Regions from separate parts of the Homo sapiens genome. Here regions 2, 3, 4, 5, 6 and 7 are each linked to region 1. A link is a loop called in an ENCODE intact Hi-C map of the cell type or tissue named here. Cell type or tissue: PC-9. All regions are shown on one strand. Region 1 overlaps PALLD (palladin, cytoskeletal associated protein). Region 2 overlaps PALLD (palladin, cytoskeletal associated protein). Region 3 overlaps PALLD (palladin, cytoskeletal associated protein). Region 4 overlaps PALLD (palladin, cytoskeletal associated protein). Region 5 overlaps PALLD (palladin, cytoskeletal associated protein). Region 6 overlaps PALLD (palladin, cytoskeletal associated protein). Region 7 overlaps ANXA10 (annexin A10).

What was found. Hi-C counts contacts between places; a loop is a spot of excess contacts. Peaks named below come from ENCODE experiments on the same cell type or tissue, not always from the same donor. Only the 100,000 strongest peaks of a DNase experiment are listed, where the experiment ranks them.
Region 2: a loop joins it to region 1, with 3 times the contacts of the local background. A loop is called at or near these places in 3 of 110 quality-filtered maps.
Region 3: it touches region 1 in a loop (3-fold over the local background); 5 of 110 quality-filtered maps call a loop at or near these places.
Region 4: a loop joins it to region 1, with 11 times the contacts of the local background. A loop is called at or near these places in 10 of 110 quality-filtered maps.
Region 5: a loop joins it to region 1, with 19 times the contacts of the local background. A loop is called at or near these places in 59 of 110 quality-filtered maps.
Region 6: it touches region 1 in a loop (7-fold over the local background); 15 of 110 quality-filtered maps call a loop at or near these places.
Region 7: a loop joins it to region 1, with 5 times the contacts of the local background. A loop is called at or near these places in 11 of 110 quality-filtered maps.

The regions. Positions count from the first base shown.
Region 1 is chr4:168,583,852-168,587,851 of GRCh38, forward strand. The region is part of intron 2 of PALLD (palladin, cytoskeletal associated protein); the gene reads left to right. The region is part of intron 1 of LOC124900807 (a long non-coding RNA gene); the gene reads right to left. Among named protein-coding and RNA genes, the nearest start is that of PALLD-AS1, 63 kb to the right of the region's middle. In PC-9, a CTCF peak has its summit at 1,845; a DNase peak (open chromatin) is centred at 3,630; H3K4me3 peaks cover 555 bases; H3K27ac peaks cover 2,695 bases.
Region 2 is chr4:168,765,765-168,769,764 of GRCh38, forward strand. All of the region lies in intron 10 of PALLD (palladin, cytoskeletal associated protein), which reads left to right. Among named protein-coding and RNA genes, the nearest start is that of PALLD-AS1, 120 kb to the left of the region's middle. In PC-9, no CTCF peak of the experiment used is centred here; no DNase peak of the experiment used is centred here.
Region 3 is chr4:168,881,354-168,885,353 of GRCh38, forward strand. All of the region lies in intron 10 of PALLD (palladin, cytoskeletal associated protein), which reads left to right. Among named protein-coding and RNA genes, the nearest start is that of CBR4, 130 kb to the right of the region's middle. RefSeq lists an enhancer at 1-83. In PC-9, no CTCF peak of the experiment used is centred here; a DNase peak (open chromatin) is centred at 1,708.
Region 4 is chr4:168,512,810-168,516,809 of GRCh38, forward strand. The region is part of intron 2 of PALLD (palladin, cytoskeletal associated protein); the gene reads left to right. All of the region lies in intron 1 of LOC107986198 (a long non-coding RNA gene), which reads right to left. Among named protein-coding and RNA genes, the nearest start is that of PALLD, 18 kb to the left of the region's middle. In PC-9, a CTCF peak has its summit at 1,652 (motif pointing right); no DNase peak of the experiment used is centred here.
Region 5 is chr4:168,915,684-168,919,683 of GRCh38, forward strand. PALLD (palladin, cytoskeletal associated protein) reads left to right here. Exons shown (of 22, transcript NM_001166108.2): 17 at 212-344. It also overlaps a transcript of CBR4 not described here. Among named protein-coding and RNA genes, the nearest start is that of CBR4, 93 kb to the right of the region's middle. In PC-9, a CTCF peak has its summit at 1,882 (motif pointing left); no DNase peak of the experiment used is centred here.
Region 6 is chr4:168,829,862-168,833,861 of GRCh38, forward strand. All of the region lies in intron 10 of PALLD (palladin, cytoskeletal associated protein), which reads left to right. It overlaps LOC124900809 (a long non-coding RNA gene), which reads right to left. Exons shown (of 2, transcript XR_007058361.1): 1 at 2,876-4,000; 2 at 1,665-1,855. Among named protein-coding and RNA genes, the nearest start is that of CBR4, 180 kb to the right of the region's middle. RefSeq lists an enhancer at 1,822-2,682. In PC-9, no CTCF peak of the experiment used is centred here; a DNase peak (open chromatin) is centred at 2,140; H3K4me3 peaks cover 2,283 bases; H3K27ac peaks cover 491 bases.
Region 7 is chr4:168,181,560-168,185,559 of GRCh38, forward strand. It overlaps ANXA10 (annexin A10), which reads left to right. Exons shown (of 12, transcript NM_007193.5): 10 at 124-182; 11 at 3,000-3,122. All of the region lies in intron 2 of LOC105377524 (a long non-coding RNA gene), which reads right to left. Among named protein-coding and RNA genes, the nearest start is that of ANXA10, 91 kb to the left of the region's middle. In PC-9, a CTCF peak has its summit at 2,356 (motif pointing right); no DNase peak of the experiment used is centred here.

The sequences.
Region 1 (4,000 bases):
TATCTTTTCTTTCTTCCAACCTTCCAATCCAAACTGAGGTGGTGGTATTCCCCACCACCAAGAAAGGCATAGTTTCCATTTTTTCTCTACCAGTTCTAGTACATGCAATTAAATTTTCTGAGCCCAAAATTTCTCATCTCTGAAATAAGGAGCATGAAACTCTGTGCGTGGGTGCATATGAAGCTAATGAAATGGCACATAAAGTGTCTAACACAAAGAAGGAACCAAATAAATATCAGATTCTATCCCTATCCCACTTTTATTTTGTCCCATTCCAATGTGGCTTTGCATAATTGGAAATCATTATGTATAGACATCAGGTAAAATCTAGCACCAGCTTATATAGTACTCTAAGACCATCAGGTTTTTTTTTTTTTTACCTCGTCTTCAGTTTTAATTTAAAGCAATTAAAATTAATATATTCAGATTTCAACAAAGTGTAAGCATCCCTCTGCTGAACCACTGTATCATTACAGTGTGCGTTAAGAATGCCAATAGGCATGGAACAGATGCCAGATAACCAAGATGGTACTTTTACTGGGTCTGGCATTAAACAAAGAAATGTGTTCATAAGTCATCTTTCTTGGATCTCAACCAAAAATTGTTATTTTGGATTTTGTCATCTTTCCATTTAAATTTCTACTTAATCCTTCATTAGAGTATGTGTTAACAATCTTAATTTGTGTGATTGCCTTCATGAAAAGTTGGATATATAAAATAAATGTCACTTTTAAGGCATCTAAGGAATTGTTTTCTATCTTAGTCACCAAGTATGTCAGACACATTGCTTACAATGTCTTCTATTTCAATCTGTGGTTTGTTTCTGCCATCCAAAAATGAGTAAACTTTAGTTTCACCCAGCCGTGTTTCTGAATATGAACATTCAAATGTGGACCATGTGTGATGGAAAATCCTGCCATGGCTGAGAATATGGATAAACTTGAGGGGGACTGTTTGATGGAAAGTCATTATATAATGTATATTTTCTTTCATTCATTTAACAAACATTTATTCTAGGCCAATGGTGAGCAAAATATTCCCTCAACAAAGTACCCATGCACACACACATGAAGAAACTACACATTTATTTGGAATGTCTAGTAGAGTTCCCCCCTTTCTTGGCTATTTTACACCAGTTCCCATATAACTGGTTTATATAATAATAGTTATTTATGATAAAAATTTGACTAATTCTAACTGACAAGAAGATAGATATGTTTGTTTTGGAAACTATTTCTATTTGGTAATAGATTCCAAATGTATTGAATGGTCTCTAAAAGATGTAGGAACACAGGACATACTGCTCATGATGTACAACAAAAACAATAGTTTCAAAATTTTATGACATATTGCAGTTTATCAAGTGGTTTTATAACCATTATCTTGTTTAATTCTCACAACATCCTTATGAGTAGTGTGTGTGTGTGACCATGAGAATATATGAGTGTGAGTGTGTGTGTGTGTGTGTGTGTGTCCGTGTAGGAGAGGAAATGATTAACCCATTTCATAGATGAGGTGTAACCCATTTCATAGATGAGGTGTAACTAACAATGTAGCTTCAATTATACTGGCAGGTCACAGAAAAGAGATTTGCAACCAGCCTTATGCCTCTCCTCCCACCTCTCTCTACTGACCCACATCTTTTTATGAAGTAGGGATTGCAGCCATCCCACAGCTCATCAATGCTGTCATGTCTATGCACGAAGGCACTCTTAGATAGAAGAGAAAACAGAGGGGGGCCTGGGATCCAGTCCCCAGCGCAGGCACTGAGTGTGCCCCTGGCCCCATCAGTTTAATTCTGAGCGCTCAGGACAGTATGAGGAGCAGCCTGTCGTTTTCGGAGACACCAGCTGAGGGAGCCTGTGGACACAATACCAGTTGAAAAGCTCCCCAGCCCAGGGTGGAACCAAGCAGCCCACGCCTGCTCTTAGGAGCCAAGTTTCCCAAACAATGTCAGAGTTAGCTTGGGGAATCTTCTTAGTACTCTTAAGAGGCCAGAGCTGAGATTTCCACACAATGACATATTAAAGTATTGGATCCAGGGTCCTTTGCATTGGTAGAATGTCAGGAAAATAGCATTAGCTAGATAAACTTCTTTCCCTCAAACCAAATACAGTCGTATTGTTTACTATTATAGGTCTATTAAGGTTGCTGTTTAAATGTTACCAATGTCCTCATATTTTGGTAATTTTGTTCGAGTTGGAAAGAAATGTCTTGAGAAATTTTTATTTAGCCAGAGTGTTTGAGCACTTTAAGATATCTTTAGTATACTACATCGCTTCTCCAGGTCCTCAAGAGACCTAAAAAAAAAAAAAAAAAAAAAAAAAGGCTTTCTAAGCAGTGCCTATCAAGCTACTACTTCCGGCCCCACAAAAAAGAAAAGCTGAGACTCTTCACCCCTTGATTCCAGTATTCCCAAACTCCTGGTAAACCATTAGGAATTAGATATGCCCCAAATTTATGTAGCAACTCCCTTCTTAAGAATATAGAGAACGTTTTTTTTTACACACCTTGTTACACCTCACAATTGAGCCTCAACTTGAGATTCCCTTGCCCAGCAAAGTCCAGAATTCACCACTGTCTACATGCTGGACCCAATTCGTTTTGCTGTCGTTGATCACTAATTTGGGAATTGTGGGAGGGAGAGGAGGAGCGAATCCCTCTCTTTACTTTAGAACTGGTAAAACTGAGATAGCCAGAGATTTCTAGAACTGCCAAGCTAAAACGTAAGCTGAATCATTGTGCAAGTATGGATTAGAACCCAGTACTGGGTTTGAACTGTAAACCCAGTTTCTGATCATATGGCTGCCCAGTGCTCCTGGTGGCAGAGCTGATTGCTTCCTGGGTTCAAATGGGTCATGCTTTCCAGGGCACTCTGGACATCCATGGAACAAGCCTAATTTAAACATTAGAGGTCTTTCAAACCCTTATATACCAAATCATCATCAGTTCAGTCTCTCAATTCTGCATTAATTCTTTTGTGGAATTAAAAAATATTTTCTCCTGAATTTCCTTAAAAAAAAATCGAACGTTCCCTCAGGGCAAGGAGACATAGCTAGGGGTACCATGCGATAAGAGAGTGAGTAAAAAGGAAAAGTCTAGTATCCTAGACAGTCTCTTTGCAGAGCTGCGCTTCTGCTCAGAAGACATTTGTCAATGCCTAGAGACATTTCGGTTGTCACCACTGGGAGAGGGGTGTACTAGAGAGTAGAAGCCAGAGAAGCTGCTAAACATCCCACAGTGCCCTGGACACCCCCCGACGACAAAGAATTCTCCAGCCCAAAATGCCTGCAGTGCTGATGTTGAAGAATGCGGGTGTGTAGATATAAACAACAATCTGCTAAGCTTTCAAATGATAGCAGCTAGAAAGATCTTCAAGAGTCTAGGGATTTGGAAAATTCTGGCATCATGATAGTCAATCCCCAGTGGAGACATTCTTTGAAGACCACATAGGCAATCACTTGACCAAATGCCACCTAAAAATTGAAATATTTTTCACGTTTTGCTTGGTTTGCTAGAACACACCAATATACTTTCACCCTTGAAGAAAGGGAACTGTTTATGTCATTCAGTAGCAGGACTCCTTGGCTAAAGCAGCAGACAGCTCACCAGATTTCACTGGAAAGACTGCCCAAACCAGTCTCTGCCAGGGACTCCAAAGCGCAGGGAGGCTTCAGTGCTAGGGAGAGCGGATGTGAAGGCGGTTATGAAGGACAGCTGTGCCAGCATCTCCCAACTTTTCCGTTTTTTCTCAAACCTCAGCTTGCCTTGTGCATGGCTAAGGTTATCCCTGGCCAGCTGCTTTTTTCCCTATTCTACCTCTCCCCTGCTGTAGCAATTCCCTAACCAGTGCTACTAAGACTAAGGATTTCACCACCTCCTCCCATTTTCCACCATACAGAAATCCACAAAACTGAGTTAAGAGAACTCTCCTGCCATCCCCAATAGCCAAAAAACTGAGTCACCACTTGGCCTAACAGCACTCAGATGATTCATTAAA
Region 2 (4,000 bases), 180 kb after region 1:
TTCAGGATCTGGATATGTACTAGTGAGGTCAGCAATTCAGCCCTTTACCTCTGATTGTGGGCCAAATAAATGGCTGAATTACTCATGGGGGTGTGGATTTTGTTAAGTGTGGTGGGTAGGGGTTGGGAGGAAGAGAAGAGGGTGTGTCTTTCTTGGCATAGGCCAAAATGAATGAAAATGCTTTGAATGTTATTATAATCTATTCTGTGACCATGTCCAGGTGGCTTTCTGCCATGGCTCTGGGCACACCCATATGGACTTAGTCCCTTTCTGTAGGGATTTCACAGTTTCTGGTTGGCAGAGTAAGGACCCAAGCAGGAAGATTTTCTTCCCCACCCAACACACCCCTGAATCCTGCCAAATGTGAGGTGTGGGAGTGATAATATCAACGCAATAATACCAATAGTAACCACAATAGGTTCTTAAGAAACTGGAAAAGGGTACTGAGAAGTTTTTTCCACCTTTTTTGTATGCCTAGTTTGCTACATTGCTCCTAAGTTCCTAGACTTCTGGGCAGCTCTGCCTATGGAATAGCCATTCTTTTACTCCTTTACTTTCTTAATAAACTTGCTTTCACTTAAAAAATAATAAGTTCCTAGACTTCTCTTTAGTGAATACTAGAGCTCTACCTGAAAGAACCCACATTTTCAGGTCAATTCCCAAAACTCAAATGGTAGTGTCATGGACTTGAAAGCAGTCTTAGGGACTGTCCATTCCAACATTCTGCCCATCACAGACATTCCCTGGGAGCACCCAAGGCAGGCGGTTGTCCAGCCTGTGAATGGACACATGCAGAGACGGAGAGCCTGTTTCCTGAGAAGGCCAAGCCATGATGGGCATCTGTAGTGGCTGCAAGACAGCATAATGCGGGGGAAAGAGTATAGGATTGGGAGGCATGGGAATTGGTTCAGTGCTTGTTCTTCCACTGACCAGCTGAACGACCTTCGGGAGAAGTCACTGCGCCTTAGAATGAGTCACTTATCAACTATGAAGCTGTTGGATATGATCTCAGTCATTCTAGCAATAACATGGTCATTTAAAGTTGTTTTTCTACGTCTAGCCAAAACTGGCCTCCTGTAACTGCCAGCTATTGGTGTTAGTTCTAATTTTGAGAAATGTAGAGGATGGGTCTTATCTCATTGGTGTGGCAGCTCATCAAGTATTTAAAGATGGCTGCAATGACCCTGTAAGTTATCTCTTCTTTAGTATAAACATCTCAAGATACTGTAAATCTTCCTTTTATGACTTGGCTTTCAGAAATCTTCCTCCTCCTGACAGTCCTCTTCCAGACAGACTCAACTCTTTAAATTATGGTCCCTAGAATTGGATGCAACATTTCACAACCGGCCAAATAAGAGCCCAGGAAGTACTGGGACTGTAACAACCCAACCCTCCACAACTATCTCTGCCTTTCATCTAGACCCTGTGCTGCTTTTCACTTAAGTTTGCCTTTGCGTTAGTTATTTCAGCCTCCATCGTCATCTCATGCCACAGACTGTGCCTGTGGTTGGGTACAGCCACCAGGCCCTTACACATGACCTGCTCTCCAGCCACTTCTCCCCTGTTCTGGACAAACACATAGAATGATTTCCCCCTTTTCACTATACAATTAATATATATGCATAGTAATGTAGAAAGCTGAACAATAGCTGCCCAAATTGCAGTATCCAGAGATAACATTGTTAACTTAGGCTAATACCAGTAAATTATTTTTAATAACAATGTCAGCATTCATGGTTTTCCTTACATACTGAGGTTTATTTACTCCCTGTCTCTGATTTTTTTTTTTTTTTTTTTTCCGAGACAGAGTTTCGCTCTTGTTGCCCAGGCTGGCCTGCAGTGGCGCGATCTCAGCTCACCACAACCTCCGCCTCCCGGGTTCAAGCGATTCTCCTGCCTCAGCCTCCCAAGTAGCTGGGATTACGGGGATGTACCACCACACCTGGCTAATTTTGTATTTTTAGTAGAGATGGGGTTTCTCTATGTTGGTTAGGCTGGTCTCAAACTCCCAACCTCAGGTAATCCACCTGCCTCGGCCGCCCAAAGTGCTGGGATTACAGGCATGAGCCACCGTGCCCAGCCTCTGATCTTATATCATTCCTCTTACCCTCAGTGGAAGACCTCAGTCCAAGCCTGGCTTTCACCCCTACACCAGCCCATCTTTCCAGCCTTGTCTCCACCATTGCCCAGCTGTTATCCATACCCACCATGGTTCAGACTTCCATACTCCCTGTAAGCTCCTAGAATCTTCCCTCATCTCCCTCATTTGACCTTTTGGAAAACCTCCTGTTCATCCTTCAAGACGTAGTTCAAATGTTACCTCTTCCGTGAAGTTTACCCGACTTCCTCTCCCATCCGCATTCCACTGGAATCCCCGGTTCTTTTATCTATATTTCTGTTGATCTTTGATACTACTCTTTTATAACACATGAGATTGTAATTAATTGGATGCACCTGACCACAATCAAGTCCTACCCTGGGAGCCACAATATCATTGGGCAAACTTTAGTCTATTGTCCAAACTGTAGCATATAAAAGCCGTGTCAAAAAAGGAAAAGCTAAAACATCCGCTCTACCTGTGAGTGCTCTTCTTTGAATGTTCACATTAATTACCCTGAACCTGGAACACTTTGTTTTAAGACATGGATGATCAGACGGTGGAATAAAGGTCAAGATGAAGGATAGAGGGAAGAAACAAAGATATGTTCTATTTAGTAGGTTCAGGGCAATTCGTTTCAGAAAAGTTTCTTACATTTATATACTACATGCATGACTATATGCATATGATCTATTTATTAAAATTGTTTTTATTCAGCATGTGTCACATAGACCCAATTTATTTTTGGAGAGCATAGACTAACATAAAAAATAAATAAATCTGGCCATGGCAGCTAATTTGAATGGTATGTTTTTTCTTTTGTTTTTTTGAGATGGAGTCTTGCTCTGTCACCAGGCTGGAGTGCAGTGATGCCATCTCGGCTCACTGCAACCTCCGCCTCCTGGGTTCAAGCAATTCCCATGCCACAGCCTCCTGAGTAGCTGGGGCTACAGGCACACACCACCATGCCCAGCTAATTTTTTGCATTTTAGTAGAGATGGGATTTCACCATTTGGCTGGCAGTGATGCCATCTCAGCTCACTGCAACCTCCGCCTCCTGGGTTCAAGCAATTCGCATGCCACAGCCTCCTGAGTAGCTGGGGCTACAGGCACACACCACCATGCCCAGCTAATTTTTTGTATTTTAGTAGAGACGGGATTTCACCATTTGGCTGGGATGGTCTCCATCTGACCTCGTGATCCGCCCCCGTCGGCCTCCCAAAGTACTGGGATTACAGGCATGAGCCACCACCCAGCCGGTATGTGTTTTATTTGAGTGTGTATAGATGACTTTTCCAGTGAAGAACATTCATTGTATCCCAGTCAAATATTAAAAATAAGCTGTTCTCCTGGCTTCTATAAATCAGATTTCCACGCACACAATCCTGGAAGAGTATATCTGTGCACATGCCTGCCCTGGAGCTATCCGTTAGAACTGTCCTCACAGTGACGTGGAAAACTTTGCCTCATCTGTATAAGGTCTCGTCTTTAGAGAGAGGAGAAAGGATTGGGAATTTCAGGCTTGAATCTCTGAAGGTGCAAAGCTTGAAAGGTTGAGATGGAGAGCAGAGTCTGGGAACTCTGTGTCTCTGCCTTGGTCTGTGACAGATGGGGCCGGGCTGGTCTCAAAGCCGTTGCCTAGAACTCAACCGTGGGCTGGCGTTACCCTTTTGAACTCCCCCTGCCTGCTACAATTCTTCTCTGCTCTATCATGGGTCCCAGGACAGTTTCTGCTCCAGACTGTCTGAGGAGCTTAGGGAACTCTGAAAGGAAACCTTTTAAGTCTGCTTTTCTTGAGAATGCTAACCCTGCAAAACTTGGCCAGACATCACATTGGGTCTCCCTCTGTGGTGACTCAGAAATCTCAAGGAGAGCAGGAAAATCTAGAGGAACACTCATAAT
Region 3 (4,000 bases), 300 kb after region 1:
GGGTAGCAGAGGTCAAAGCAGGGAACAAAGGTCATGGATGTCAGTGATAAACCACAAAGCCGAGGCAAAAGACAGTAAATCTGGGGAAGAAAGGCATTTGAGGAACTGTATGTATAGAAGTTCCCCAGACCGCAGTCAACCAACTGCATGCTGTTCTGTGAGCCGGAGAGAGGTTGACTGCGGTCTGGGGAACTTCTATACATACAGTTCCTCAAATGCCTTTCTTCCTTTATGCTACATCTTCCCCAAATTTACTGGGGTCACTGGCAAAATATTGCCCTGCACAAAGCTGTCAACAGATACAAATATTAAGTTGACAAACTCTTTTAGATGGAGGCAGTAAGGAGAGCATGCCTTAGAGAGAAATCTGTTTGCACTTTTATAAAATTAATGTATTCTATTCCCCTCACTATTGCTGGTAAGTTGGTGTTACAGCCTCCATTGCTGTAACCATGTTTCTCCACATAGTAAATCAGCCCTAAGACACAGAAGAAACCCAGAAGATTTGGCAGTGCCGACAGGCATAGTGTGGCAGTTCTGCTCTGCTGGTCTCTGAGTGGCCATACTAAGTCTGAAGGGTGAATCAGATCAGACCCATCCCTGGAACCAGACTGGCACTGTTTCTTTTGCCATCTTCACATTCTTGGAATCTGTGCTCATAAGGGAGTGCCACATAGCCACAGTGCCACAATGTTGTATGCTCTTAACTACCTCTTTTATATAAGCAGGGCTTTGGTTTGAAATGTTGCCCCATGTTTGTCACAAAGAAGAGCATGTGTCAATAAGAGCTTTTATACAGATGTATTAATGACAGCTTTTATTATATAGGCCCACAGCTCCTTATGGACATTATCTCATTGTCGCTCTCTTTCTCCCTCATAGGAAACGGGTAGGTGGGGACACTATCATCGTTACTCAAGAGGTGACGGGATTTCCCAGGGTTCTGGAAGAAATGCCTGAGCAAGGAGAGCATAGCGTGACTTAGGTTCATCTCAAATAACTCTAATGTCTAACATTTCTTGATTAAAGAAAGCTGTTGTAGAAGCAGCAAATCAGAATCCCCGAGTCAAGGAAAACTTTGTAACAAATTTAACTGTACTTTAAGATTCATGACACAGGGCATTTTCACCAGTTTTCAAGTCAAGACTGTGGTTAGATAGTAACCAGTGAAAAAGAATCCAACAGATACAAGCCGCAATGTACTTTGCAGACATCTCATCTACCTATCTTTCTCCTATTTTTCAGGAAACAGATAGTGGGGGGCTTTTCATTCTCTGACCTGAAGGGGTTGGAGGTGTTATTACTGGGCTCATTAGGGTCCAGTATCTTATCAAGTTGTATCCAATCCTGGACAAGTATTTACCAACAAATTAGTAGGCAAGGCCTCCAGGATCTGCTGCGACTGGGTTATTCTGTTGAAATGTCTCTGCCCCTGGGGCAGCTCAAAATCAGACCTGTACGGCTGTGTACCAAGTTGTACAGAATGAATGAACAGAAGTAACCCGAAGCCAGTGGATCACGAGGTCAGGAGATCGAGATCATCCTGGCCAACATGGTGAAACACCATCTCTACTAAAATACAAAAAATTAGCCGGGCATGGTGGTGTGCACCTGTAGTCCCAGCTACTTGGGAGGGCTGAGGCAGGGGAATCGCTTGAACACAGTGGGTGAGGTTGCAGTGAGCTGAGATTGCGCCATTGCATTCCAGCCTGGTGACAGAGCAAAACTCTGTCTCAAAAAAAAAAAAAAAAGTAACCCACGTGCCTTTGTCATTTTCTTTTTTAAAGAACCCAAAATATAATATGAGGAGAATTTGATATTACAATAAAGTTATCTATTTTCCTTTAAATATGAGCTTAAGTTACCCATTTTTTGTACTTTAACAGCCTTTGCTTTACCGTAAAATTCAGTAAAAGGAAAACAGAATTGATATACAAAAGCTCAGTTTGTATATCTTGGGCTCTTTTATATATTAATACATTACATTCTTGAATATAAGTGATATTTAAATGCCAACATGTTAATGAGTTTGCTCACTCTGAAATTTTGTGGAATTTAGTTACCATCAGATTTCACTGAATGTGAGAAGAGTAGAATAAGAGGACTTGTAATAGTTAAATTCTCTGGTTGATTCTGGTACCTTATCTCTTTAATCAATATTGTGCTCTGGAAATTTGAGTTTCTGAAATCTGCTCACAGAATTGACCTGCAATAGCATATCAAGGGAAGGATGCTTTCAAGATTATTCAGTAGCCAAAAAAAGAGACCTCTTGGGATTTGGTGGTGATTGAATCTGGAAAATTTTACCTTCCAGATGCTTGTGTATATGTTTGAGATGTTTTTATCCCAACCACATGAATATTGTTTTTAAATGACAAATGACTTACTGTTAAAGCCAGAGTAAACAGATCAGTAATGTTTTTTGTACAGTTGGGCTGAGTGTGTATACAATGAAGTATTTAGTGCAGGAGGCCTGTTACAAATTGTTTATTGGTTAAGGTTTGCCTCTGAGTATGGATTTTTGTGAAGAGTTCTGGTTTTGGTAACTACTAACTTTGAATACTATTTTATTTTTTTTTAATTGTGCAAACCATCAAAAAAAAAAAGGAGATCATGTCTTTGTCACCACTCTTTTTATTTCCTAATGAGTTGCTACTCTTCATTTATCAAAAGAAGGTGCCACTTCAGGGAGCAGAACTACAACCATCTTACATTAAACTCTAACATAGCATTAGTTTTATAGGAAAACAAACTCAGTTGCCAAATTTTTGCCTCAAAACTTATAACTGCTTTTCTTTCCTCATGCCTCCCCTTTCAAAATACTCCACTTTTATTTCTAACTCTCACCTTGCATGCTACCCCTAAACCCTGTCCTCAACTTTTAATTTCGTAAAGTGTTTCTGAATTACGTTAGTCCAGTGAGATGCTCTGAAAAAGAGAAGAGGTTCCATATTAGAATAAGTGTGAGAAAACTGTATTCCATACCTCTTTCCTCAGGGTTCACAGTGCCCATCCGTTGGCCCTGCCAGGCTGGTTCTGGTCACAGGACCTCTGCACTGCCAAGCTCTCCCTGTAGGTCTCACATAGCCAGCCACTTCCTATGGTTTAGGCCACCACTGTAGAGTCACCTCCTCAGAAGTCTGATGGACCACACTGTCTGATACAGTCATCTGCTCATACTTCTGTCCTTTCATTGCGTTTACCACCTCCTGATATGTCTTGCCTTCCATTCTTTTCTCTTATCTCTTTCTGCCATATCCACCATAAAAATACAATTTTTCTAACTATTGTGACCTAGTTCAACATTGTATTTCTAGCACCTAGAACAGAGTTGAACACTGAGAAGGCAATCAGTAAGGGTTATTTGCACATTCTTGTAAATTCTGGTCAAGAATTCTTGGCATCTTTTTAAACTCCTTCCCCTCTTCCATTCTGTTTATCTCAGCCAATCTTGTCTCTGTGACTTACTTCCATGCTGAATATTTTCTGTTTGCCACTTCAGATCCACTCTTACTACACCAGGCGCTGTTCTAAGTGTTTAGTACACATTAGTTCATGTAGTTTACCCAGTGATCGCATCAGATACGAGCTGTTAATACCCACATTTTACAAAGGAGGAAACTGAGACATATGGTCATTAGGTCACTAGCCCAAACCACACAGCTTTTAAGTGGTTAAAACAAAACAAACAAACAAAAAAACAGGTTATCACGTCTGTTTCTTTATTCACGCTGACTCTGAATTTCTTCTTCTTCTCCACTCTACTTGTCTACATCCTTGTCATCTTTCAAGGGCTTATAACTTGCCTCTTTCATGGAGTCTTCTGCAGTCATTCTAGCCAGCACTGTTTTCTGTTTCTTTTTTATTCCCATTGCATCTAGAATTGGTACCACATGGTTTGCTCCTTAACTTATTCCCCAACTTGGTTATTAGCCTTTGTGATCAAGGACCATCCTTTAGGATGTGGGGGGGTCTTTGCCATCTCACTTAAATAATGTTG
Region 4 (4,000 bases), 71 kb before region 1:
CTATCTAGAAGTGAAAGGCACGAGTGTGTAGAGGCCAACCTTCAGATTAGCCCCCAATAACGCATTAAAGGGAACAATAAACACCGAGGCCTACTTGAGGGGGGAGAGTAGGAGAAGCCTGAGGATCAAAAAACTACCTATCAGGTACTAATCTCATTACCTGGGTGACAAAATAATCTGTATGCCAAAGCCCTGCAACATGTAATTTACCCATGTAACAAACCTGCACACGTATCCCCGAATGTAAAAGTTGGAAAGAAAAAAAAAAAAGATTCTCATATACAAGAAACAAAAACCAAACAAAAATTATCCCCCAAATGGATAATCTAGTCTCAGGCATGGACTAAATAGGCACATATTCAGTAACATAAACACACACACACCCCTTCAATGTGATGCAAAGAAGGAAGGCAGAACTTTCCTAAGAAAGAAAGATAAATCAAGTCAGGAGCTCCGCAGGTCTGCCCGTTATTCCTACACAGGCTCTGGCCACTAGAGCATGGAGACAGCAAGAAATAACAGTGAAGGGAGTATGCACTTAGAGTTAATAGGCACTCATACCACCATGTTCATTAGAATTTCTATACATTCTTCTGACTTCATTGTAGAGTTTATACCTTCCCCTGAGCAAAAATGTTAAGGGGAAAGAGATCCTGGAGTCCCCCTGCAGGGTTTCCAGTCATGATTCCATTGCCCAAGTTACTCTACCCCTCTGTGACTCAGTTTCTTCATCTGTGAAATGGGAAGTATAATGATACCTACATCATTCTGTTTTATGATTAAATAATACATGGGGAAAATTAAAGCAGTACCTTGCAGCTAGTAACTGCTGCAGTAGTGTTACCTATTATCTTTATTATTTCTCATTTCTTAATTTTATATGGCAAAATGAAAATAACAAGTCAGGATTATACTACACAAATAATGAATATTCATTTATCTGGGAAGTTTTGCTTTTATTCATGCAGAATGCTTTACCTAAATTACATAAATATTTAAAAAGTTAACTCAAGGGCCAGGCACAGTGGCTCATGCCTGTAATTCCAGCACTTTGGGAGATTGAGGTGGGTAGATCACCTAAGGCCAGGAGTTCGAGACAAGCCTGGCCAACATGGTGAAACCCCCTCTCTACTAAAAATACAAAAAATTAGCCAGGCATGGAGGCGAGTGCCTGTAATTCCAGCTACTCAAGAGGCTGAGGCACAAGAATCACTTGAACCTGGGAGGCAGAGGTTGCAGTGAGCCAAGATCATATCACTGTACTCCACTCCAGCCTGGGTGACAGAGCGAGACTCTGTCTCAAAAAAAGAAAAAAAAAAAGTTAACTGAAAATTATTTGATTTGGAAAAAAATGGTAAAGTAGACATCACTGGCTAAAGATTGAATTGAAACACTGGTACTTTCTTACTAATAGCATTTCACAGATCACAAACTTCCCTGTATCTCTGATCCTTTGCTCACTAACACAAGCTTTGCTAGTGTTGGTTTCTTAATCTGACCTCATTGTGCACACACATGAAGTAAAAATTAGCATTACTGGCTGAAAAGTGGTGTGATTACAGGTGGGCGATTTTTTTCCCCCGACCAATTTGTTCAACTAATTCACTTTGAGTCAGCTTTACAGTAATTTTACTATAATTCTTTAAGAAACTGACAGCAGGGGGCAGTAAAAAACTTTTTCATGTGTTCATTTAATTAAATATGTCGTTCTAAATTCTGCATTTATATGTTATTTATGTAGATTATTTATACAGATTTATATACATGAAGAATTTGTTTCTTACATTTTACCTTTGACAGAAATGAATGTTTCAGATTCTATTTAGATTTTTTAACCTATCAATCTTGCAAATAAATAATTTTCATTAGACATTCATTCTCATGTCACTCAAAACAGTTCCACAGGTTTTCAAACTACATATGGTTCCACCTACATTTACTTCCAAAATAACCCTTGAAGTATACTACAACCTTTAAAAAATGACAGAAAGCAGTCCATTTAGCATTGAAGGATTAATTCAGGTGAACAGACCATAATTACTGTATTAAAATTCACTTAACCATTTGGTGATTCTAGGGGTCATCAAATTCACACTTCTGCCTCTTTGGGGGTAGCAGAACTAAAATTTAATTTAGTTAGTATCTGCAGTATTATTAACTAGTTTTCTCTTATTCTGCAGTCTATGAAAGTCCAAACTTGACAAATTATGCCCTTCTAGAATAATTAAGTCTCATAAAATGTTCCATTGTTGAAAGTTAGCTGGTCATGTTTGTATCCTATAGAGTTTTTTGGGTTTGGAGGCTGTTTTTGTTTGAGAGGGAGAGCATAGATGCTCATTGGATTTTTTAAATTTCTGTTCCAAAGATCTTGATCCTCCTTGTCATGTATTTGTAAGTGCACCAGACGCCTAAGAACATTGAGCTCTTTTGACCACATGAGACATATGACAGTCATAAGAGAAAATCTTTGAAGGAAATTTTCTATCAGGAAGAAAACCTTTATTAAAGATTTCCTGCAATGGGGCATTTTAGAACCTGACTCAGACTGTGTCAGTCCAGAGGACCTAGGACCTGGAGCTTAGGCAGACCTATTGATTGGCAGGCCATTTCCTGAGGTCACAGAAGCAGTTGACAGACGTGTGGAGAGGCAAGGAGATGTCAGGAGAATCTAAAGCAAGCCATAAGCAGAAGCCCAAGAGACACTGGTTGGTGAGAGCAGAGACGCTCCTCAGTGTTGGGTAGTTGGCAGCTGTACTGGGAGGTAAGTGAGGTATGGTGCCAAGAAGCTTGGCGGTTGGCCAATGGAAAGGTCCAGGCTGACTTATAGGGAATGCGTCACAGGAAAACATGGCAGCAGACAGTAGGATCAAGATACAGGAGCTGGAACACGGGGGAGAAACCTTTACCTTGCAAGAGTTTAAGCAAGTGAAAGTTAGGACCATAGCTCCAGAAAGACAAAAGAACAGAGCAGAATCTTAGTGACTCAACTGGGTCCAGATTAGGGAAACCAATTGCTAGGTTAACATGCCTGGGCTACTAAGCAGCTGGCTGGAGCTTAGATTAAACAACAGAGATTGTTTGCTTTTGAAAGCTGGCATGATGAACCTTACAAATGTGGATAAAGAAGCCCCCACTCAGGGAAGAAGTAACAGAAACAACAGGGTAAAACCAGGCCAGTCACTTCAAGGCAAGGCATTTGTACTTCACATGCAGTCACTTCACCCTCTCACACTGTGTGAACACCACTTATGACTACAAACAGGACTGAAAATATGTTTTCCTCCTTTATTATTGCATATCCAACAAAATCTCAACAAGAGAAAGAAGAGCTGATAGAAGAAAACCCTATGCATAAAAAAGGACGTTATATACAATTGAGGTAGTATTCACATGATATGCAAATTATATTAACAATTTGAATTACTACATTAAATGAAATCAAGTCAGAATTCATTTTTTCTCTGCTTATGCTCAAATGTCCCATATTCTCATATACTCCTTCCAAACAGCATAAAGACCTGTTCCCTGACATCACTCACCTTCCCTGTTCTCTCCACTCTTGACTTTGTGAGTTAGTAAAAAATTTGTGAAGAATTTTAGTTCAAAATTACCTCCGGTATTATAAAAAGGAGGCCTTATATTTTTAAAGGTATTTATTTATTTTTAAAGGTATTATTTATTTATTTTAAAGGTATTTATACCTTTAAAAATATTTTATCAACTGTATGTTTTAAACCATTTAAATGTAAGGAGACTGGGATCAAAAACTGTGAAATGATGTGCCTAGTAATACAAAAATCATTCATTAGTCATGGAGACTGGAGTATAACTCAGCTCTTATGATTCTTGATCCCATGCTGCAGTTGTTAATGAGAAGACTTAGCCACTGTCACTGTGGAGTTAGAAGTTATGCATAGCTTACTGAAAGCCTCCAGAAATGGAGATAGTGGAATTGCCACCTTTAAAAATCTACGCTTGGAATTCATATTCCAAATATCTT
Region 5 (4,000 bases), 330 kb after region 1:
CCTGCAATTGGCAGACAATTAAATTTATAGTAAACTTCCAAACTAAACAAGAGTTTGCTTTTCTGATTTTTTAATGTGTAAATCTTAGCTGTAGGGATCAGATAAGGAAATCATATTATTACCCCATGTATTTTAAGAAAACAGATGACTAAAAGTCTGGAAGTAACTACTATCTATATTTCTATCTATCTGTCATCTTTCTTGTTTCAAGGCCTCGTTCTAGATCAAGGGACAGTGGAGACGAAAATGAACCAATTCAGGAGCGATTCTTCAGACCTCACTTCTTGCAGGCTCCTGGAGATCTGACTGTTCAAGAAGGAAAACTCTGCAGAATGGACTGCAAAGTAAGATTTTGTTATTGCTTGCATATCCTATTGCCCCACTTCTCCCTCACTTGCCATTTCTCTATAGTTCCTTTTGGGGAAATTACATAAAGTATAAAATGAGAGCTGGGCACAGTGGCTCACACCTATAATCCCAGCACTTTAGAGTCCAAAGCCGGGCAGATCGCTTGATCCCAGGAGTTCAAGACCAGCCTGGGTAATATGGAGAAACCCATCTCTACCAAAAATACAAAAGTTAGCCAGGCGTGGTGGCGTGTGCCTATAGTCCCATCTACTTGGGAGGCTGAGTTGGAAGGACTGCTTGAGCCTAGGAGCTGAAGCTATGTGAGCTATGATCGAGCCACTGAATTCCAGCCTGGGTGACAGAGCAAGACCCTGTCTCAAAAAATGAAATGATTCTAGCTTAAGGGGGGGAAAAAGTGAAATACGTCGGATATTTATATATTGTTTACTATGATTCTTTAAATCTAAATTAAATATGTTCTTTACTCAGAACCCTACATGACATTACTCTAGAAAGTCATCAGGAGGTTTTATTTATCCCTTTAAATGTTGAAATAATAAATATGATAAATCTACCATGTCTTCATTCTTTTTTCATACAAATTTTGTATCCATATATCTACTCTGACTTTTATTCCTCCCATTTTCTAATTCTTTTTTTTTTTTTTTGAGACAGAGTCTCACTCTGTCACCAGGCTGGAGTGCAGTGGTGCAATCTCGGCTCGCTGCAACCTCTGCCTCCTGGGTCTCCTGCCTCAGCCTCCTGAGTAGCTGCGATTACAGGCATGTGCCACCAGGCCCAGCTAATTTTTGTATTTTTAGTAGAGATGGGGTTTCACCATGTTGGTCAGGCTGGTCTCAAACTCCTGACTTCATGATCCGCCCACCTCAGCCTCCCAAAGTGCTGGGATTACAGGTGTGAGCCACAGTGCCCCGCCCCCATTTTCTAATTCTAAGATAAGTTAGAGGGACATCTTTCTTTCATCTGTTTTGCAGCAGGGCTTTTTGTTTTTTTGGGGTTTTTTTTTTTTTTTTTGAGACGGAGTCTCCCTCTGTTGCCCAGGCTGGAGTGCAGTGGTGTGATCTCAGCTCACTGCAGCTTCCACCTCCCAGGTTCAAGTGATTCTCCTGCCTCTGCCTCCTGAGTAGCTGGAAGTACAGGCACGCACCACCACGCCCAGTTAATTTTTTGTATCTTTAGTACAGACGGGGTTTCACCATATTGGCCAGGCTGGTCTCAAACTCCTGACCTCGTGATCCGCCCTCCTCGGCCTTCCAAAGTGCTGGGATTACAGGCATGAGCCACCACACCCGGCCTACAGCAAGGCTTTTTAACCCAAGGTCCTTGGGTAGGCAGGCTTCATTAGGTGTTTGAACTCTGAAATTACCTACAAAATTATGTGTGTAAGATAACGTTCATCCATTTCTCAAAGGAGTTTAGGGAAAAAATATTTAAGAAACACTGCTCTAAAATTTTTTGTTTGATTTCTTTTTTGCCCCCTGTTTACTGATCTTAAATTTAGTTTAACTCTTAAATATGGATAAGGTTTTAAAAAGTTATTTGGGCTCCCTCTGCTGGTTCTGTATGGAATATGAGAACACAAATATAGGCTGCTTAGAGGATTTGGGCATTGTTTCTTCAGAAAGTAAATCTGGGATTATAGAAATGTATAAAAAGAATAAATATAACAAAAATATTTTATTTCTTAGGATCATTATTTATTTTTTACAGTATAAATACACAAATTGTGTTTCAGTCTGTATATATTTTATATATATATGAGTGTGTATTCATTTTTGGTCTATAATTAAGAATTATACAGTACAGCTACCATATGATCCAGTTAATTCTACTAGTGCTTATATATCCGAGGAAAATGAAATCAGAGGCTGGGCACAGTGGCACACGCCTGTAATCCCAGCACTTTGGGAGGCTGAGGCGGGCGGATCACGAGGTCAGGAGTTTGAGACCAGCCTGACCAACATGGTGAAACCCCATCTCTACTAAAAATGCTAAAATTAGCCAGGTGTGGTGGCATGCATCTGTAGTCCCAGCTACTCAGGGGGCTGAGGCAGGGGAATCACTTGAACCTGGGAGGCAGAGGTTGCATCACTGCATTCCAACCTGGGCAACAGAACAAGACTCCCCGTCTCCCCCACAAAAAAAAAAAAAGAAAAGAAAATGAAATCAGTAGCAATATCTGCATTCCCATGTTCATTGCAGCACTATTCATAATAGCCAGGATACGGGATCAGCCTAAGTGTCAACAGATGAATGAATAAAGAAAATATGAGATATATATATATATACATACATACACACACAGTGGAAAATTATAATCCTGTCATTGTGACAACATGGATGAACCTGGAGGACATAATGTTAAGTGAAATAGGCCAGGCACAGAAAGATAAATACTACAGGATCTTACTTATATGTGCAATATAAAAAAGTTGAACTCATAGTAGAGAATAGAATGGTGATTACCACGGGCTAGACGGGGAGAGGGAAAGTTGGGGAAATGTTAGTCAAAGCATATAAAATTTCAGACAGGAAGAATAAGTTCAAGAGATCTGTTGTACAACATGGTGACTATAGTTAATAACGATGTACTATATACTTGAAAATTGCTAAGAGTAGGTTTTAAGTGTTCTTACTACAAAAAAAAATGAAGTCATACATATGTTAATCAGCTCAGTTTAGGTATTCCACAACACATACATATTTCAAAATAATGTGCAGAATTACATACAATTTTTATCAATTAAAAAACACTTAAAAAAATTCATACAGACCACTTGTAAAATAACGTTTTGAGTTAACCAGGGAAATTTTATTTTAAATAGATAATTAGATTATACCAAAGAATTATTAATTTTACGTGTAAAATGGAATTGTGATTATGGAAAAGTCTTGTTTTTAGAAATGCATACTGAGCTATATGGGGGTAATGGTATATAAAATCTGGAATTTATTTTTAAATATAAAAAATAAGAGAGTGACTAAATGATGGGTATATACACACTTACCATACTGGTTATCTCTATTTTTAATCATATTTAAGAAAGAAATAACAGTACTGTCTTTCACTGGACTGGCACATAACTGTCCTTAAAACGCCTGCCATTAAAAGAATATTGGAAACAAAAAGTAAACTGCCTATTGATTTCACTATGATGATCTGACCTGGATAAAGAAAATGTGAAAAATCGGCCAGGCACGTGGGTCACGCCTGTAATCCTAAAACTTTGGGAGGCCGAGGCAGGTGGATCACCTGAGGTCAGGAATCCGAGACCAGCCTGGCCAACATGGTGAAACCCCGTCTCTACTAAAATACAAAAAAATCAGCCAGGCATGGTGGCAGGCGCCTGTAATCCCAGCTACTCAGGAGGCTGAGGCAAGAGAATTGCTTGAACCCGGGAGGCGGAGGTTGCAGTAAGCTGAGATTGTGCCCACTGCACTCCAGCCTGGGCAAGGAGCAAGACTGTCTTAAAAAAAAAAAAAAAGTGAAAAACCTTGCCACATGTACAGATAGATCAGGAAAAAAAAAAAGTTAGTGTATTTAAGCTTTGAAAGGGGAAAAAATCCTGACGATAAGCCAAACACTAAAGCAGCAGCTTGCTTTTCCTCCAAAAAGCCCCCTCCCCTTTTA
Region 6 (4,000 bases), 250 kb after region 1:
AAAAATGCAAGAGATGATAATGCTTTGTATTATCCCCAGAAAGATGACTATGGTCAGTATATTATTAGGTTAAAAAAAATAGGTTACAGGCCAGGTGCAGTGGGTCATGCCTATAATCCCAGCACTTTGGGAGGCCAAGGCAGGCGGATCACTTGAGGTCAGGAGTTCAAGAGCAGCTTGGCCAACATGGTGAAACCCCATCTCTACAAAAACTACAAAAATTAGCTGGGTGTGGTGGCAGGCGCCTGTTATCCCAGCTACTTGGGAGGCTGAGGCAGGAGAATCGCTTGAACCCAGGAGGTGGAGGTTGCAGTGAGCCGAGATCACGCCACTGCACTCCAGCTTGGGTGACAGAGTGAGACTTTGTCTCAAAAAAAAAAAAAAAAAAAAAAGTTATAGGCTGAGTGCGGTGGTCACGCCTGGGAGGCCGAGGTGGGAGGATCACTTGAGATCAGGAGTTTGAGACCAGCCTGGACAACATAGCGAGACGTTGTCTTGAACAAAAAAAAATGTTTTAAATTAGCTGGGTATGATGGCACGTGCCTGTAGCCCTAGTTACTCAGGAGGCTGAGGTGGGAGGATCACTTGAGCCTGGGAGGTCAAAACTGCAGTAAGCCATGACTGCACCACTGCACTTCAGCCTGGGCAACAGAGTGAGACCCTGTCTCAAAAAAAAAAAAGTTACAAAATTGTATGGAAACAATTATCTAAGCTATTTTAAGTGTGTGTTTAAATACACATCCAAAAGCCTGGAGGACTATATTTTAGGCAGCTAACAATTTATCTCTGGGAGTAAAATCACAGGGACATTCAATTTTGGTTTATTGTTTAAAGAACAATATTTGGTTTTTAATATTTTACAGACATCGTTATTCATTTAAAAGTCAATAAAGATATTTCCGAGAGAGGAATAGACTACCTGGCTGAAGACAGTGAACCTAGCAATGCTAGTGTTAGATATCAGTAATGACGGCAGGATACAGTTACAGTACTAAACCCTTTAAACAAGTGGTCTACTGGCTATTCAAAACTAGTTAGCATTTATTGGCAGTTACTGAGTGACCACGTTACCGAAACAGCCTGGCACAACAGTAAGTTCAGTAAATGGTAGATATTACCATTCATTCATTCATTCATTCATGCATTCATTTTGTTAACAGCTTATTGTGTGTGAAAGATTTGGTCCCAGTGGCCAAGGAGCACACTCTGGAAGGAGAAAGAAGACAGAAATTGTTGTGACATGGTGTGCCAACCCAGCTACTGGAGGATTATACACAGAGCCAGGGGTGTCCTTAGCTGATCTGGTGAAAGAAAAGTTGGTGATCTGGATTTAGGGCTAAGCCCACAATCTGTCACAAATTTTGCATAGAATATTAATTCTGGAACGAATGAGTCCAGTTCCTCTTTGAAAACACTTCTACAGAAGTTCCTGTGTAGATGAGCGTTAAAATAAGTGACTCAGGGCCTCCAGTAGTTTATGAGCTAAGAGGATCACAGGATAGGATAGGGACCGGGTTCCTCAGATGTTGCTAGATCAAATGCTTTACTCTTCTCACCCTAAGGGCTCCTGAATTTAGCTTTTTATTACACAGAACCCAGTAAACTAATTAATGGAAATCTAAAAATTATCCTTCCTCTTCTTAGAAAAGAAATATACTGCATGATGATTTGTGCTTTTCGATTTAATGTCACACAATCGTTTTTACACTGTATGTGCTTTCCCTCCCCACAGCCCCAGTCCCAGCCCCAGTCTCGCAGTTCCATTCCTTCAGGGCAGCTTCCATTCTACCGTGAGTTTTTATTGCTTTCCCCTAAAACGCTGCCCTGGAGTCGCGTTTATTGGACACTCTTTAGTCTGTAAAGGAAAAAAACACAAACACCGGAGGAGAATCATCCTAACAAGCCGACAACATATCTATGGGCCTAAAAAACTTAAATTCTTTCCCGTTATTAGCACTTCTCGATCGTTCCAGGAAAGCCCGATTTGTAGCTTGGCTGCCCCAGGAAGGGGCCTGCGACCAGAAAGATGCAAAGGGCGGGACAAGGTTACGAGTGGGTGCGGGGAAGCCTCCCTAACCTGGGGGCCGCGTCCCAGAGCTGCGAGCCACGCCTCCTCTCTCCCGCCCGCCGCGCCGCCGGACTCTTATTTTGAAGGGCGGCGGGTGAAGGCTCGGAGCCTCCTGAGTCACCCGGCGGGCGAGGTATAAAGCCCGATACCTGCCCCGCGCCCGGTCCGCGGAGCCCGCTGCAGCTCCCGCTCGCTCCGGACGCGGAATCGGGCAGCAGCGGGAGGCGGCCCGGAGAGCCGAGGTAGGCGCGGGGAATCGGCCCTGAGGCTGGTGGAAGAAATGTGTGAATTAAAGGGAGTGCAGCGTGCAGGGTGGGCCGCGAGTCGGGAGTGCAGGGCTCGGGACAGGGTGGGGGCGGGGAGGACAAGAGACTCGTCAGCGCACTTTCCACCCGGCCGGTTCCTTCCCGAGCCCTCTCCCTCCCCCGGCCCGCGGGAGCACAGATCCCTGAAAGCGGAGCTCCAGATAGGAATGTCTGCATCATCTTGGCAGGGCCCAGACGGGAGAAGATGCTCTGCTGCCACGGACGATCCCTCCCGCTCTCCTAACTCTTCTCTGAACACCTCGCACCCCCACGGCCCCCCGCCCCTCTCTTAATCTTGGCCACGCTCCCTGAGGGGTCAGACCTGGGGTGGGAGAGCAGAGAAAGCGGGGCTGGCAGAGACAGGGGTGAGGGCCGGGAGAGGCGATGACATCATTCCCTGGCAGCTGGCGGGGAGAGGGTGGGGACGGAGGGGTCCCCCCGACCTGAGCCGAGCCCTCCCTTCCCAAGCCCATCCTCCTTTCTTTGGGATGGTTCACCCCACCTGGGCGCCATTCAAAGGAAGTTTGCGCGTAACTCGGGGCGTCCTTTCCCCGGCCGGGTGCTGTGCCCGGCCCGCAGTCGGTGTTTCTTCTGGGCCTGGGGGCGGCGTGGAGCCGGCGGCTCAGTCCCCTCAGTCCCAGGCCTTGGCAGCCGCTTTGTTCACGCCGGGCGCGGGCCGAACCCGAACCTCAGCTGCAGCACTGGCAGCGCGCACCGGCCACGCGTGGGTTCCCGGCCACGGCCGGGCCAACAAGGGAGGGTCCCGTGAGCAGCCAGGCTGGCCCTCCCCGGGCCTGGGTGAGCTCCCAAAGCTGGAGCGCAGGGCTCTAGGCCGGCCCCGCCCCGGGGCTGGGGGCTTCCCGCCCGTTTGTCTCATTTTAACTTTTGGGGGCAGCTCTGTCCCGAATGGTGAGTGGTCCAGACTCTAGAAAGGGGTTTGGTCGCTTGAGCCCGGATTGAGGCTTGGGACCTTTGCTCTCTTGCTGGGGACGGAAGGGGGCGCGCTGGGCAGGAGAGGGGGCGTCTCGGTCGGGTCTCCCTGGGCTCGGGCATCTTCCCACCCTGCGGAGCCGGGTCTTGCGCTGCGTGCCCCGAACAGGCCCGGGCACACCGAGTCCCGTTACTGGTCTTCAGGCGAAATTCCAGGACGGGTGTGCATTCATCAACCTGGGAGTCTCTAGGAGCCAGAGATGACTGGCTCTACATTTTAATGCGTAATCACAGAGAAACTAGCACGAGAAAAGGACAGAGGGACCGACCCAAGCTTCAGAGACATGGAATAATATGATCCTGGTTCATAAGCCTTGAAAAGCTCCCCTCCGCCAGGTTAAGGAATGGTGTCACCAGCCTTGGCTGTGAGGATAATTTCTTGATTTGTGTTATGCAGGCTCCTGTCAGGACTGTCTCCTTAACTCCCACTACCTAAGGAAAAGATAGCCAGAGAATTGTCCAGGGATTTGGGTTTGGGTTGCTTCTAGAAAGACAGCATCTTTCTTGCTATTTTTTTTTTCACATCCCCCCAAAACAATTTTTTTCCCCCTTCAGACTTGGCAGACTTTGATTTAGATAAGAGGTTTGAGTTAATTTGATTTTCCCCATGTCTGTTTAGATCAATGGATATAGGAGA
Region 7 (4,000 bases), 400 kb before region 1:
AGTGTTGACCTTACAATACAATGTAAGAATTGTAACAGGAAAAGTGTTATTGTTTCTCAAATTCTGACGAAAATATATGTTTTCACTCTCAATGTTTCTTCTTCTCTCTCTGATTTCTCCTAGTTCTCTGTGTTCGAGACAAACCAGCCTATTTTGCTTATAGATTATATAGTGCAATTCATGTAAGTAAGACATATATTTTTAAAATTTCTCCAGAAATTGTGTCTGTTTTCTCAAAGGATTAATTTTACTTCCATCATTTAAATGTTCATTACCATTTTTGAACTTGTATGTACAAAGAAAATACACCCAAGTGAGAAAAACTGGTTTAGACACCAAAAATAAGACATATCAGATAAAAATAATGTTCTGCTTTCTGTATCAAATTTAGGGAACCATATTTGGGGTGTATCTCCCTGTGCACTTTAGAGATTATTTAATATCTGCAGAAACTGGTAAATTCAAATGTTTTTGTATGTTTCCAAAGACCCCCACATCAGACTTATGCAAGTACAAAACATATGGCATTAAGCAGAAAATGTCAAAATATTACAAACTCTCAGCAAGCAATTGCCACGTTCGTGAAGTTTCAATACACGAAATTATGTCAATGGATATTTTTGAACATTGTGCTATTTTCAAAAAGTATTTAAAGTGATAACTAGAAAACCATAAACTCTAAATCTATTTTTGTAATTAAATGGGAATGTTTTTCATACTTCAGTGTGTTATTCAGTCGCACATACTTTGGAGCATTAATTTTTTTTTTTTTTTTTTTTTTTTTTTTTTGAGATGGAGTCTTGCTCTGCTGCCCAGGCTGGAGTGCAGTGGCGCGATCTCGGCTCACTGCAAGCTCTGCCTCCCGGGTTCACGCCATTCTCCTGCCTCAGCCTCCCAAGTAGCTGGGACTACAGGTACCCGCCACCACACCCGGCTAATTTTGTTTTGTGTTTTTAGTAGAGACGGGGTTTCACTGTGTTACCCAGGATGGTCTCGATTTCCTGACTTCGTGATCCGCCCGCCTCGGCCTCCCAAAGTGCCGGGATTACAGGCGTGAGCCACCGCGCCCGGCCTGGAGCGTTCATTTTTTTAAAAAACAAACACTTAAGTGCATCATCACATAATGCACTCCTTATCCATATCTACATGAAACAAAAAAAGAAAGTCTCGGCCGCGCGCAGTGGCTCATGCCTGTAATCCCAGCACTTTGGGAGGCCGAGGCGGGTGGATCACGAGGTCAGGAGATCTAGACTGTCCTGGCTAACACGGTAAAACCCCGTCTCTACTAAAAATACAAAAAATTAGCCGGGCGTGGTTGCAGGCATCTGTAGTTCCAGCTACTCGGGAGGCTGAGGCAGGAGAATGGCCTGAACCCTGGAGGCGGAGCTTGCGTGAGCCGAGATCGCGCCACTGCACTCCGGCCTGGCGACAGAGCGAGACACCGTCTCGGAAAAAAAAAAAAAAAAAAAAGAAAAAAGAAAAGAAAAAGAAAGTCTCATAGAGATAATTATATACATGTCGTAGCCTTGAAAACTCAAAGAAAACGATTAAAAATAATCCAATAATACAGTAATTTTAATCATCAGTTTTATCCTCAAGGTAAATTTAACAGATATACTTCTTAAAAGTAGCCAGCATGCTGGGAAAATATGTTAATAGTCAGGAGTATGTTATTATATATCTTCTGCAGTGTATTTTCTCATTTATGCAAAGGAAGAACCTGGATAACCCCAGAACACAAAAGGAAGATCAATGCTCACAGTCTTGCTTCTCTCCTATTCTATTTTCTAGGAGAAACAGTTGATTTGGTTAAACATTTATTTGAAATAGTGTATTTGGAAATGCTATAGGATGATTTCAATTGTTTCCTTCTCAAAGAACCAACCACTACAACAACAGTATGAAGCTTCACTTGTGAATGATTATGGGAAAATAACTACAATTACCTTGATTCCAATTATGCACAAATTCAAGGCTACTTATTCTAATAGTACATGAAAACTGTATTTTTGCTGTGTATGTGTTATAAGGCAATAGGAAGATATGCGTATTCACAAATGGTTTGTAGGTACGGAGAAGGATTGTATATTCAAGTAATGTAATTTTTGATACCTGAAGACCTCAAATGTCAAATGTTTGTCAAAAAGCTGCTTTAATCACCCCTGAACCAAAGATATATTCTGTGTTCTCCTCCAGTGAACTCTAAAGTGAACGATCTACATTTTAAGTTTGAATACTTGTTAGATCATTCATTTTAACCACCTCAAATTATGAAAAGTTTATTAGTAATATACATTCAAAACATTGTCTTCAAAAATCAGATTCTGTTTTCTGGCCACTAGATGTCACGATTACTCTGTTTGGAAAGACAATTTGAAACTGATTTGTTAGGGTGCAGTATTTCTGGGGCTAGCATACAGACATTGATTTTGTATTTTTCTGCATTTGAATTTAAACCGGCAAATATTTGAATCACCTAGAATTCTAATTTTTTATAATTTATCAATGATGACAAGAAAATAAAATTAAAATGTTACTGCTGTCTTAGACAAATCAATGTCCATCTGACAGAGCTGAGAATGTCTTCCCCTCCAAGGAAGAATTCTTACCAGGAAGGACCACAGGATCAGATTTGCAGTTTATAATGCAGTGTGAGTGGGACGGTGTGAAGGTTAACAAGGCTAGAAAGGGGGAGCAACTATTGCAGAATCAGGGTGAAATGATAAGGGTCAGAGTCAAGGTCGTGGCACTGGAATAGAGAGCACAAGGCATTCAGAAAATAGAAGAGAATAATTCACTGTCAGCATGCGGTAAGGGAGAGGGAGAAGTGACAGAAATGACTCAGGATCTGAACCACAGCCTGTGTGGCCAGTGATGCCAGTGTTGGAAGAACTCAGGAAGAAGAGAAAATGACTACAGAAAAGGGGTGTGTCCACTTGGGACAGACTGACTTTTAGGATGCTGTCTTCTCATTTCTCCCACTTTTCTGTATCTTTTAGGACTTTGGTTTCCATAATAAAACTGTAATCAGGATTCTCATTGCCAGAAGTGAAATAGACCTGCTGACCATAAGGAAACGATACAAAGAGCGATATGGAAAATCCCTATTTCATGATATCAGAGTAAGTTTCCGACACATGATTTATTTGGACCCACATTTTCTCCTTTTTGAAACTGAGATAAAAGTTCTCATTCAAATAACTTCATGGCAGACTCTAAAAAGTTAACTATTCAGACAGGGATAACCTAGTTTTTTTCCTCTACACAGTCTTTAGAACATCGGCAGGTGCTAACTTAGAAAACCCTTTACCTCAGCTGGGCGTGGTGGCTAATGCCTGTAATCCCAGCACTTTGGGAGGCTGAGGCAGGCAGATCACGAGGTCAGGAGATCCAGACCAACCTGGCTAACACGGTGAAACCCCGTCTCTACTAAAAATACAAAAAATTAGCCAGGTGTGGTGGCACACGCCTGTAGTCCCAGCTACCCGGGAGGCTGAGGCAGGAGAATCGCTTGAACCCGGGAGGCGGAGCTTGCAGTGAGCTGAGATTGCGCCACTGCACTCCAGCCTGGGCAACAGAGTGAGACTCCATCTCAAAAAAAGAAAAAGAAAAAAAAAAGAGAACCCTTTACCTCAGCGACAGAACTTATTCCTCTTTGATGTGTTTTACCCAGAAGCATTGATGCAGTCATGCAAAATATTCATTCTCTATAATTGTGCTTAAAGAGCTAAATTCTGAAGTATGATCAGGCTCAGGAAAAATATATATTGCAAAAGGCTGCATTACTTTTGAAGAGGTTTCTTAAATCAGTTGAGCTGTCCTCTCATATTGTCATAGAAGGCAGGGCAGTCAGTCAAATATCATAAACTGCTAATTCGGAGGGACTTAATGTTCCTAGCTATATACAACTCTACATATCCTTATCCCTTTAGCCCTTGAAGGGCAAAGGAGCAATGATTCAGTACTGAACAAGCCAGTGTTTTCATTCTGATACTTTTAA